Linked DNA regions of Homo sapiens: region 1 is linked to region 2. The links are chromatin contacts, found by Hi-C or POLR2A ChIA-PET in ENCODE. All regions are on one chromosome and are shown on one strand. Each heading gives the region's core, a stretch centred on a gene start or an enhancer-like site at or near the end of the contact. The rest is flanking DNA. Distances are from core to core; before and after follow the strand shown.

What was found. Hi-C counts contacts between places; a loop is a spot of excess contacts on that map. ChIA-PET counts read pairs that join two places held with the same protein, here RNA polymerase II (POLR2A). Pooled maps may share reads with other maps.
Region 1: a loop to region 2 is called in a pooled map, with 3 times the contacts of the local background. The contact joins the enhancer-like site here to the promoter of COMMD3-BMI1 in region 2. A Hi-C loop is called at or near these places in 2 of 168 maps with a recorded cell type or tissue (IMR-90 and PC-9), 1 of 37 single-sample maps with no recorded cell type and 11 of 50 pooled maps. POLR2A ChIA-PET finds 5 or more read pairs at or near these places in 5 of 52 experiments (AG04449, HEK293, MCF 10A and 2 more).

The regions. Positions count from the first base shown.
Region 1 is chr10:22,680,697-22,685,605 of GRCh38, forward strand. All of the region lies in intron 1 of PIP4K2A (phosphatidylinositol-5-phosphate 4-kinase type 2 alpha), which reads right to left. Among named protein-coding and RNA genes, the nearest start is that of PIP4K2A, 31 kb to the right of the region's middle. RefSeq lists enhancers at 1,668-1,787, 2,528-2,747, 3,288-3,357. Within about 2 kb of position 1,640, at least 19 of the 41 ENCODE cell types and tissues checked have a DNase peak (open chromatin) inside an H3K27ac peak, as active enhancers do; they include PC-9, where a contact is called at or near this core.
Region 2 is chr10:22,313,683-22,318,924 of GRCh38, forward strand. It overlaps COMMD3-BMI1 (COMMD3-BMI1 readthrough), which reads left to right and starts at 2,706. Exons shown (of 14, transcript NM_001204062.2): 1 at 2,706-2,874; 2 at 4,202-4,313; 3 at 4,423-4,486; 4 at 4,590-4,624. The coding sequence starts at 2,736. COMMD3 (COMM domain containing 3) reads left to right here and starts at 2,706. Exons shown (of 8, transcript NM_012071.4): 1 at 2,706-2,874; 2 at 4,202-4,313; 3 at 4,423-4,486; 4 at 4,590-4,624; 5 at 4,971-5,031; 6 at 5,124-5,180. The coding sequence starts at 2,736. RefSeq lists a silencer at 2,564-2,683 and an enhancer at 2,954-3,253.

The DNA.
Region 1 (4,909 bases), core at 390-2,889, 370 kb after region 2:
ACATTGTGTTCCTGCGACAGCTCAGCGAGGGCTGGTGATCCAAGGTGACCCTACACATGTATTGAGGTCTTGGTGATGTTGTTCAAAGAGTGAAGGACATGCCATCCCAAAATATGCCGGATTTTTATATTGATTAGTGTGAGCTGAAAACACTGAAAAAGTTGTAGATTCCAACTTGACCCCAACAAGCCAGGTGACCTGGGTCTTCCTGCATGTAGCAAGCCACAAAGATTCCTTTGGGAGGGGCCCCTCACCTATTCAGGCGAGAAAATAGCCCTTATCCCAGAGACTAGGGTTTGGAAGATGCAACTAACCTGAATAAGGAAATTTCTGGAAGTAGCCCTTATCTTCTACCTGTTTTATACTCCCCATGTATCCTCCCAGTGACTCCCCTAGAAATGTACTGCCCCAGATTTTTTCTTGTCATTTCTTCTCAAATGTATCGTTCTCAGCATAAAAGTGTCTTGCTTTGGCCAATTCCTTTGGATTTCACTCTTTTAAAGATTCCCAGGTGCAAGTAACACTAAGAAAATTTGTATTCCTTTCTCCTATTAATCTGCCTGATGTCAACCTGACTTCTAGATCCAGCTGAAGAGCCCACTAAGAGCTAAAGGGAGGTTGGAGGGGACCTCTGTCTCCCCTACACTGTCAGCTAGGCCTTCTGAGCCACCTGGCTTCTCAAGACCTGGCTTCTCAGCCAGACACAGTGGCTCATGCCTGTAATCCCATCACCTTGAGAGGCCCAGGCAGGAGGACTGTTTAAGTTTCAGAGTTTGAGACCAGCCTTGGCAACACAGTGAGACCTTGTCTCTTCAAAAAATTTTAAAAATTAGCCAGGTGTGGTGGCATGCACCTGTGGTCCCACATACTCAAGAGGCTGAGGTAGGAGGATGCCTTGAGCCTGGGGGGTAGAGGCTGCATTGAGCCATGATGGCGCCACTGTACTCTAGCCTGTGTGACAGAGCAAGACCCTATTTCTAAAAAAAAATAAAATAAATAAAATTAAATTAAAATTAAAAAATAAAACGCAGGAAAAGAGGTGAAAACTCCTAATTTCAGCTACCAGCAATATTTTACTGTAGCAGAAACTGACTAACTTTCCCTGCAAGGGTTAGACAGTAAATAATTCTAGGCTCTGCGGGCCACACAGTCTCTGTCACAATGACTCACCTCTGCTGTTTGAGCAGCTACAAACTGGCAAACAAATGAGTGTGGCTCTGTTCCAATCAAACTTATCTACAGACACTGAAATTTGAATTTCATAGAATTTTCACATTATGAAATACTTTTTTAGAAAACCATTTTTTTTTTTGTACATACGTAAAAACTATCCTTAGTTCGTGGCCACACAAAAACAAGCAGCGGGCCAGATCTGGCCCACAAGCCATAGTCTGCCAACTCCTGTGCTATAGTTAATTCAAGATATAAAAATGCTCAAAGAGGAGTACTCTGTTGCATACCTTATCCACAAATCCACACACCATCCCTGTGTAGAGAGCACACAACCCTTAGCTACTGAATTTTTCACTGTCCTCAAACTGTTCTACTTAAGAGCCAAAGTTACTTTTCATTAAACTTTTCTCAGTATTTCAACTACTGTTTCTTTTTAACCTAGCAACTATCAGGCCTACTCATTTCCTCTGCCAGGAGGCAATGGTAGCCCTCAAACCTCAAGTATGCACACCTTGCCTTTATTTTCTAGAAAAGGCCAGCAATCTAAAAATTAGGAAACCACCCTGTTCTGATCATGCTATTCCTAATATAGTGTTTTATTTTACTGATAAAACAAAGCATTGCTGACTTACAAATTATTGGACAGTAACAGTGTCCATGAACCTAAAAAAAAAGTGCCATCAACTTGACACTTGAGAGTTTAGCTAACAAAGTACACAAAGAACAAACCACATGGTTGGTGCTCCGTGGTGGGGGTGGCAGAAGCAGGAACCCGCTGACAAGCACATCACAGGCCCTCCAAAACCTCAGAGTATCTGTTCTTCCATTAAACCTGCCTCACTTGTGAATTCCTCCAGACTGAGCCAGTCTGAACTTGGCTCCTAGACTCTCTACTCAGGGAGGGAGAACTAGAACCTGAGGTTAGTCAGGTTCACACACCACATTAACCCTTGCTGGGAACACTTGGTAATTGCAACAGGATCTGAAGAGACACAGATGGTCCAGTCATCTTTACATATGCATCATTTGCGTCTGAAAATCCTGGCACTACCCATGACCTTGGGAATGAACAATGTGCGGTCATCTACCATGTCACCTGCTGTCTTCTTTACAACAAGACTGATCTTTCAGATCCTTCTTTATTTTTGCGTAGCTGAGGCCATTTCTGAAGCCAAAAAGAAAAGAAAAAGAAAAACAACAACAACAACAACAACAACAAAAACAGCTGACACGACAGTACAGTATAAATAAAAATGAAGAAACTTTATGTTGGATCAAGCTGATAAATTACTGTTCAACCAGCAGCCTCTCTAGCAAGGGCAGCTATCTGAGCTGAAGACACCTGGACTGCTCTCTGACTCAACTCTTATGAGTTCTGCTCATACCACCGAGTCAAGGCTTTAACAGTATTTGCATTTGCCGTTTTTCACTGTGATCTTAAGTCACAGTTTTTCACAGTGATCCTAAGTCTTCCATGCTGTGGTACAGACCCCAAGTTTTCGCAACTCAGAGGTGGGCCAAGTGCAAGGGGACCTGAGTCAGAGCCAGGTTTGATCCTGACCGCAGAGCTGACAGTGTGGACTTAGCCGAGTCACTTACTCTGATCTGTTTGCTCATCTGTCAAATGTGAATAATGACTTGTCCCCAGCCTTCTCCTCAGTGCTGGGTACAGGTCAGGTGAGATGACAAAGGTGAAACTGCTTTGTCAACTGTCGAAAACAAGTTATTTTCTTCTTCCATTAACTTTCCCCCTCAAGCAGCAACTGCTTTCTTCTGTTCCCTTCTGCAGGGTTTGATAAAGAAGTCTGTTGAGCACGTGTTTATCATGGTTTTTAATCACAGCTTCATCTTTCCAGACTGCAGCGTCCCTCCTGACTGTAATTTCTTCTCATGGTTTGGTACCTCTTTCAGTCGCCCCTCCCTTAGCCTTTCCCAGTCTCTCTTGTAGCTTTCCTACCAAGCAGTTCACACACACACACACACACACACACACACACACACACACAATTCAAAGTGTGTCAGATCTTGAAATATTTTCTTTATATCTCTCCTGGAATCGCCCAGCGCTTCCTTGCCCGGAACGTTCCTGGCTACAATAAGCACCACATCGGCCAAATACCCATTAGAAACTGAATGATTCCTATCTGAAATACTCACAAGAAGCCTGGAGCCCATTACTTTGTGTGTAGAATGTAGTCTTTTTCCCCCCCTTAAATGCATTACCTCACATCTGTCTGTATTACAATTTAGTATGCCAACTTCCCCACTCACAGTTTCAGGCCTGTGGCAAACCATCTTTCAGTTTATTTTCCCCACTGGCTTGCTGTTTTATGACTTAAAAATACTTGAGAGCAAAATGTAAATTTAGGCAATCTCAAAGACATTACTGATTGGGTCGTTTTAATTAAAAACCAGCATTAGTATCTGTGGTACTAACAGTTAATACTAGGTACGCTTTGTCTGAATCCCTTATTTTTTCTTTGATTGCCACTGCCTCTACTTCTTTTGCCAAAGAAAGTTGTTTAAAAAACTTTTAAGCTTATATTCCTTCTGCCAAAAGCTAACACACAATGTGTTTTATCATTATTCTTTGTAATGCGCTTGTTTCATTATACTGTTTCTTATACATATATGTTCATAATTTTTAAAAATATACCTATTGGCTTTCCTTGTCCTCTTAAAAATATTCCCTACCTCAAACAAAACATTCTATTAGTGAAACATAATTTGTCTATCAGAAAACCTGACACACCTTCCAATGTCCAGTATCAGCTCGAGCTCCCTGGCATCAAAACAATCCCTGGTCTATAGGATGCCACCCACTAAAAATCTTTCCAGTGTCTCAGGCATATGGCAAAGTGGCCATTTGTAAATTACCCTGGAGTTCCTTGAACACTTCTGTGAAAATGCACAGCCCATGACTGTTGCTTCCCAGCATGTCACCGCCCTGCCAAGTCATCTGAAGTTGTGCTTTGGTGGGTCCTTATAGCACTGCTTATGGACATCTTGTCCACAGCTGTCCGATACACAGCTGCTTCACTTTTGTGTTCCTGACCATTTCGGCAAGTGTCCAGCTAGTAAAACAGGGTGCTAGTAAGGGTTATTTTTACACCTGTGGAACCCGTGCAATAACAGAAACCGCATTACTGGTGACACTCTTGTCATTTAATTTCAACCACAGTAGATCTGCCATGTATATATTTTTTCAAGAAGTCTAATGTTTACATTTTCAATAGGACTTTGATTCTGAAAATGGTTCTGCTTGAATTGAGTATTTAAAGTTATGAGATAAGAAGTACAACTTATAATTACACAGCATAAGAGATTATATCCAGATAATTTTTAAAAGGAGTTTAAGAGTCCCAGTGTATACTCTTCAACTGATTTTATTAAACAATGTTTTGGACATTTAGCATCAAGTCATACTATTAATGAATCATAATACTAAAAAATTTCAGAAGAGAGGCGAATCATTAAGACAATTTTCCTTGTGAAATTTTGGTCATGACAGAATCAAAATCTCAGGGTTAAGAAAGTGAAAAGGGTTGGGCACAGTGGCTTGCACCTGTGATCCCAGCTCTTTGGGAGGCTGAGGCAGGAGGATCACTTGATGCCAGGAGTTCAAGACAGGCCTGATCAACAAAGTGACACCCATTTTCTATAAAAAACAAACAAACAAACAAAAACTTTAAAAATTCGCTGGGCATGGTGGCATGTGCCTTTAGTCTCAGCTACC
Region 2 (5,242 bases), core at 1,456-3,955:
ATCTAAAGGAATATCTTCCTTCAGCGTTATTTGCACAAAAGCAAAAGTACTTATACAATCTGAAAAAGAAAATATTGTAATTCATAACACTAACAAATGCAGCAATGAGGCCTGTGGGAAAAGCTGACCACATAGATCCGGTAAAAGCCCTAGCCTATTTAATTGTAATCACAATAAAGGGACCAATATTAAATTTGTTTCTAAAAATATTAACCAGTTCAAAGGATATCAAATGTACTTGAAACTCTAAAACATTGTTTAAAAAGGTAACTTCTAGTTCTTCAAATGATTTCTAGATTCTCAAAAAGAAAAATAAATTTATCAGCATTGTCTACCTAATATTTGCAGTTTAGGAGGCAAGATATATTGTTAATGTGAAGATGGTTGCATCTGTATTTTGTTGTTTTCAGCTGCACATAATTGTTCTTTTAAAAGGCTTTTGGGAAGCCAAATTTAGTTTACTGGCTTTGAGCATGCAGAATTTTTTAAAGTTTAGTCAAAGTTCCAATGCTGTTTTGAGTAAAGCAAAATTTTAAACAGTATTTTCATACTTTCAGAATATGTTCATATGTAGTTTTTCTAACATAAAATGCATTGATCTTTATGGCTGTAACCAAGAGAGTCTACATCTGGGTAGTCATGCCTTTTGATGATCATACTTCCATGTATTTCAATGACTTGTCAAAGACACACGTTTGAAACACTCGATCCTGTGCCTCCTTCAAAGGAAGTTTAAATAAATATACCTGTAGTAGGAAAATTCCGTTTTTCTAGCATTAGAACACATTATGGTGAAAATTTTTGTGAGCTTAAAATGTGCCCATCACTTAGGCCTAACACATGAATATACTTAGGCCTAAGAGGAGGAAACATTCTAAGAGAAAGTACTTATACATGGGCAACAAAGTAATATGACAGCTATTATGGAAACAATCCTTCTGAATTTCCTAACTTTCATGCCCACAAATTGACAACCACTTGTGTTTATTTTTCTTTTAAAATAATATTTTAAAATCTATGTCCATGATTAATACTCTCTTTTTTGACACTAAATTGAGTATTAGAGTTATCAACTCAAATTCTATTAGAGTATTAATAATCAACGTTACACTAGGTCATAAAATACATGTGTAATAAACATAATAAGCTTGGGTGTTGTTAATATTGTTGAACATTTACACAACTCTGTCCTGACTATTCTCTATGTAATCAGGTATCATGAAGTTTTTCAACTGACATTTTACTACTAATGAGAAACAAATTAGGAAGATGAGTGATGGGAAGAAAAGATGAACATGATTAATAGGTGCTTGTTTCATAAAGACTCTAGGGAGACTTTTAAATCCTTCACTGCTACTATATTCTCACCGAGTGAGGAGCCACTGCACGTGCCTTTTAAAGCTTTCAAAGGAGGGCTGAGTAGTTACTCAATCTGTTACTGATGCTTACTCCATTTGCATCCTGTTGTGAAATGAGGTACACTTTATGTATTGGTGCCAAGGTAAATGTCAACTGTATCCATCAAAAATTTTTAAAACAGACATCTAAGTTAGAAAAAGAAAATAATGTTTCACTTTGGGTCTAATGTTGCAAATAATCGCTCCTGAAGACTAAAACATCTTTGTTGTTCCGCATCCCTTCCCTCCACCCTTCAAGAACTTGCATTTTTTAACTTTTCAAGTGCTTTTGATTAAAAATACCTAATCTACTTTGCTTCACGGGTTTTTTAAAGAATCATTCTTGTTCTCTAAACCAACTTCGTAGAAATAGAGAGGAAGTTAAACTTTATACAGTATTTGAATCTTTAAAGGTATGAGCATCCTAAACAGTAACTCACTTCTAATAAAGATCTTGCCATTCCTAACTGTACTTTACTAAGGTAGCTGTTTAATAAAAACGTATTTATGCAGATTCTATAGAGCAACTAAAACGGGACCCATAGATGTGGTGAGTAGCACAAAATGTGTATGGCAGTTGGCTTTATTTGCAGCGGCATATAAAATTGTTAATAATCCTGTCAAATCTGTTCATGAATAATTTATTAATCCGATTGCTGGAGTGCAGTGCATACAGGAACTCTATGTATGCGTGCATGTGTACACACCCCCCATGCAGGAAGGACACTACTGCCGTATTCCAGAAATGACAAAAAAAAAAAAGTAAAAATAAGCAAGAATCACATAATTAGATGTCTTACAGTCTCATAAAAGGGCAGTGCTGCGAGGTTAAGCTGGTGAGCTAAAAAACAAACAAAACAAACAAAAAACCACAAAAGCAAAATCCAGTTGCCTGAGATCGGAGCTTCCCGCAGGATTCGCGCAGAGCGAGGAGCGGGGAGGACGCCGTTTGCGGGAGGCGGGGGCCGGGATCCCGACACCGTCCGCAGTCTCCCCGGGGTCTCTCAGGGAACCGAGCTGGTGGCCGTCCGAGGTAAGCGCCGAACCAAGGAGAAAGCGCCGAGCGCGTCCACAAAACGCCCGAGGCCGCCCTTCTCGCCAAGGCTCGGCAGCTCCCGCGGCCTGCGCTGGACAAGCGAGAGCTGGACGGAAACGGTGGGAGGCCGTAGGCGGCGGCTGGGGGCGCGGGACCCGCGCGCGGGCGCGGAGGCGGGCGGGGAGGCCCCGCAGCCCGCGCCGCCGCCAGCCGCCCCGAGCCGCGTGCGCGCGCGGCCGCATCAGCTGAGCGCGCGGCGCGTGTCACGTGGTGTGCGTGTCGAAGGTCACGGCGCGCTCACAATGGAGCTCTCGGAGTCTGTGCAGAAAGGCTTCCAGATGCTGGCGGATCCCCGCTCCTTCGACTCCAACGCCTTCACGCTTCTCCTCCGGGCGGCATTCCAGAGTCTGCTGGACGCCCAGGCGGACGAGGCCGTGTTAGGTAAGCCGCTCGGCTCGGCTCGGAGCTGGATCCGCCGGGGTGGAGGGGCGCTCGGAGAAGAGGAGCCGGCGGAGCGAGAAGGGGAAAGCCCCGGGAAGAGGAAGTCTCCGGGCTTTGCCCTTCGCTCCGGACGGAGTGTTGGGGACGTGGCTCTGCCAGGACTCGGAGCAGACTCTGAGCATTGTTTTGGCCCCACTTGGCACCTGCATAGAGCCAACTCCACGTTCCTGGCCCGGTTTCCCTCCCAGTCTCTTTGTTCTTTTGTAAAGCCGGTGTTCAAGTCTTGTTTGTGGCCTAAACATCTAAGGTGTTTAGCCTTGTCTGAGGCTGCGGCTGTTTTGACAGTTGGACTTCATCTGGGGAGCTCCCTGCAATTCAAGCTTCCAGGGCTAGGCTAGCAAAGGTTTAAGGGTCTGTTTCCGAAGTAATTACTAGGTCAGACAGTGTTGACATTTGCCAACTTAGAGCATACCTCAAGTTGCTATGATCACTCCAGCGCTCTAGTTCAGCATGTTTACACAGGTTCTACGCCTAGAACCTTAAACTATGATGCACAATACTTTGTTCCGCCCCAGTTACCAGGATGCGAGTGTCTTTTAAGCGATCCGGTCAGTGACTGCGGAGGTGCAGTGTCAGTATGGATTGAAGACATATTTTAAGACCGATCGCTTTTAGATGATTTTCTTAAATATAAATATCCCAACAATTCAAATTTTTGTTTTTTTTCTGTAGTTTCATGAACTAAACACTTGTACAAAAAGTATGAAAGTGGAAGTTCTTAAACGAAAATAGTAACCACCACCTGGGTTAATCTCAAAAAAAAAATGACTGTCAAACCCTGAAAGTACTAATATAATTTTGAAATTTGTATCTTATATTCTGAACTCATGCCCTACCTTCTACCCCCTTGATGTATTTGTTCATGGAGCCGGTTACCCTAAACTCATCATTTTTAGGATGGAAGTTTATTCTAAAATTGACACAATGTAAAATATTTATCTTGTTTTTCCTTTGAATTTACTCCAGTGTTAGAATGACCATTGCATTGTTATATTTTCTTTGGGGGCTATAATATTTTTTAATAGTAAAAATATTAAGGCAAAATAAGTTAATTGAAGCTAGTAATAGTAGAGTTCTTGTTGTGTTCTTTTTATTGTTTTTCACTTGATCTTGTTGCTCATCTCATTTACTTATAATTGACTGTCCTTATAGTTGATGTTTTTAATCTTGTTAAAGGGTTTTTAAACCCAAATTAAAATATCCTTTTTGGAACATGACTGTAAAGAATTTATTATCATAGGCATCACTGGAAGTTAATTTATTTTAGATCATCCAGACTTGAAACATATCGACCCAGTGGTTTTAAAACATTGTCATGCAGCAGCTGCAACTTACATACTAGAGGCAGGAAAGCACCGAGCTGACAAGTCAACTCTAAGGTACAGGATTTATTTAAATATCCATTTATTTTCAAATACTACCTTAATGATTTCAATTTCAGTTTTAAAAATGGAGACAGAACTTTGGCTTTTTTTTTCTTTCTTCTAGCACTTATCTAGAAGACTGTAAATTTGACAGAGAGCGAATAGAACTGTTTTGCACGGAATATCAGGTTACTTACTTTAAAATTTTTAATTAACAGTACTATTTTTCTTTTACTTTGTTTGTAAAGATGTTTTTTTTTCTTTCTTTCTTGCTTTCTTTTTTCTCTCCAGAATAATAAGAATTCCCTAGAAATCCTACTGGGAAGGTAGGTACTGTATAAGGTGTCAAGCTGAGGCACTTTTCACTTGCAGGTATGAATGGAGAGTGTTGGTGTGAAACAAGATCTTCGGGATCTTGACCCAAAGAAAAGGAGCCAAAGGGCATGTCAAGCAATTGAAGTTAAGCTCATGTTTTTAAAGATCGTTTATTGAGATGATTTTGAAATGCTCCTTTACCATTCATAATTTAAAAATAAAGTTTAACAATGGTTTAAATTCAGAATGGATTAAAATGGAGTTGGGGGTGGAAAGTAGAGCCATTCTTAGTAAATATAAATAACTGAAAAGTTCTTCTGAGGAGACTATGTACGAAGTTATCATTGCATCTTTCAGTATAGGCAGATCTCTCCCTCATATAACGGATGTTTCTTGGCGCTTGGAATATCAGATAAAGGTAAAGTTTAAGAAACTTCTCTAGCGGGGGATTTAGGGAACTTCTTAAAACCTAGAGTTAAAAGCTGTTGCGTGTTTGTTGTGTTATTTTAGACCAATCAACTTCATAGGATGTACAGACCTGCATATTTGGTGACCTTAAGTGTACAGGTATTTATAGATAAGTCTTATCCAATAATGAAATTTATAATTTCATTGATTTAAATAAACAG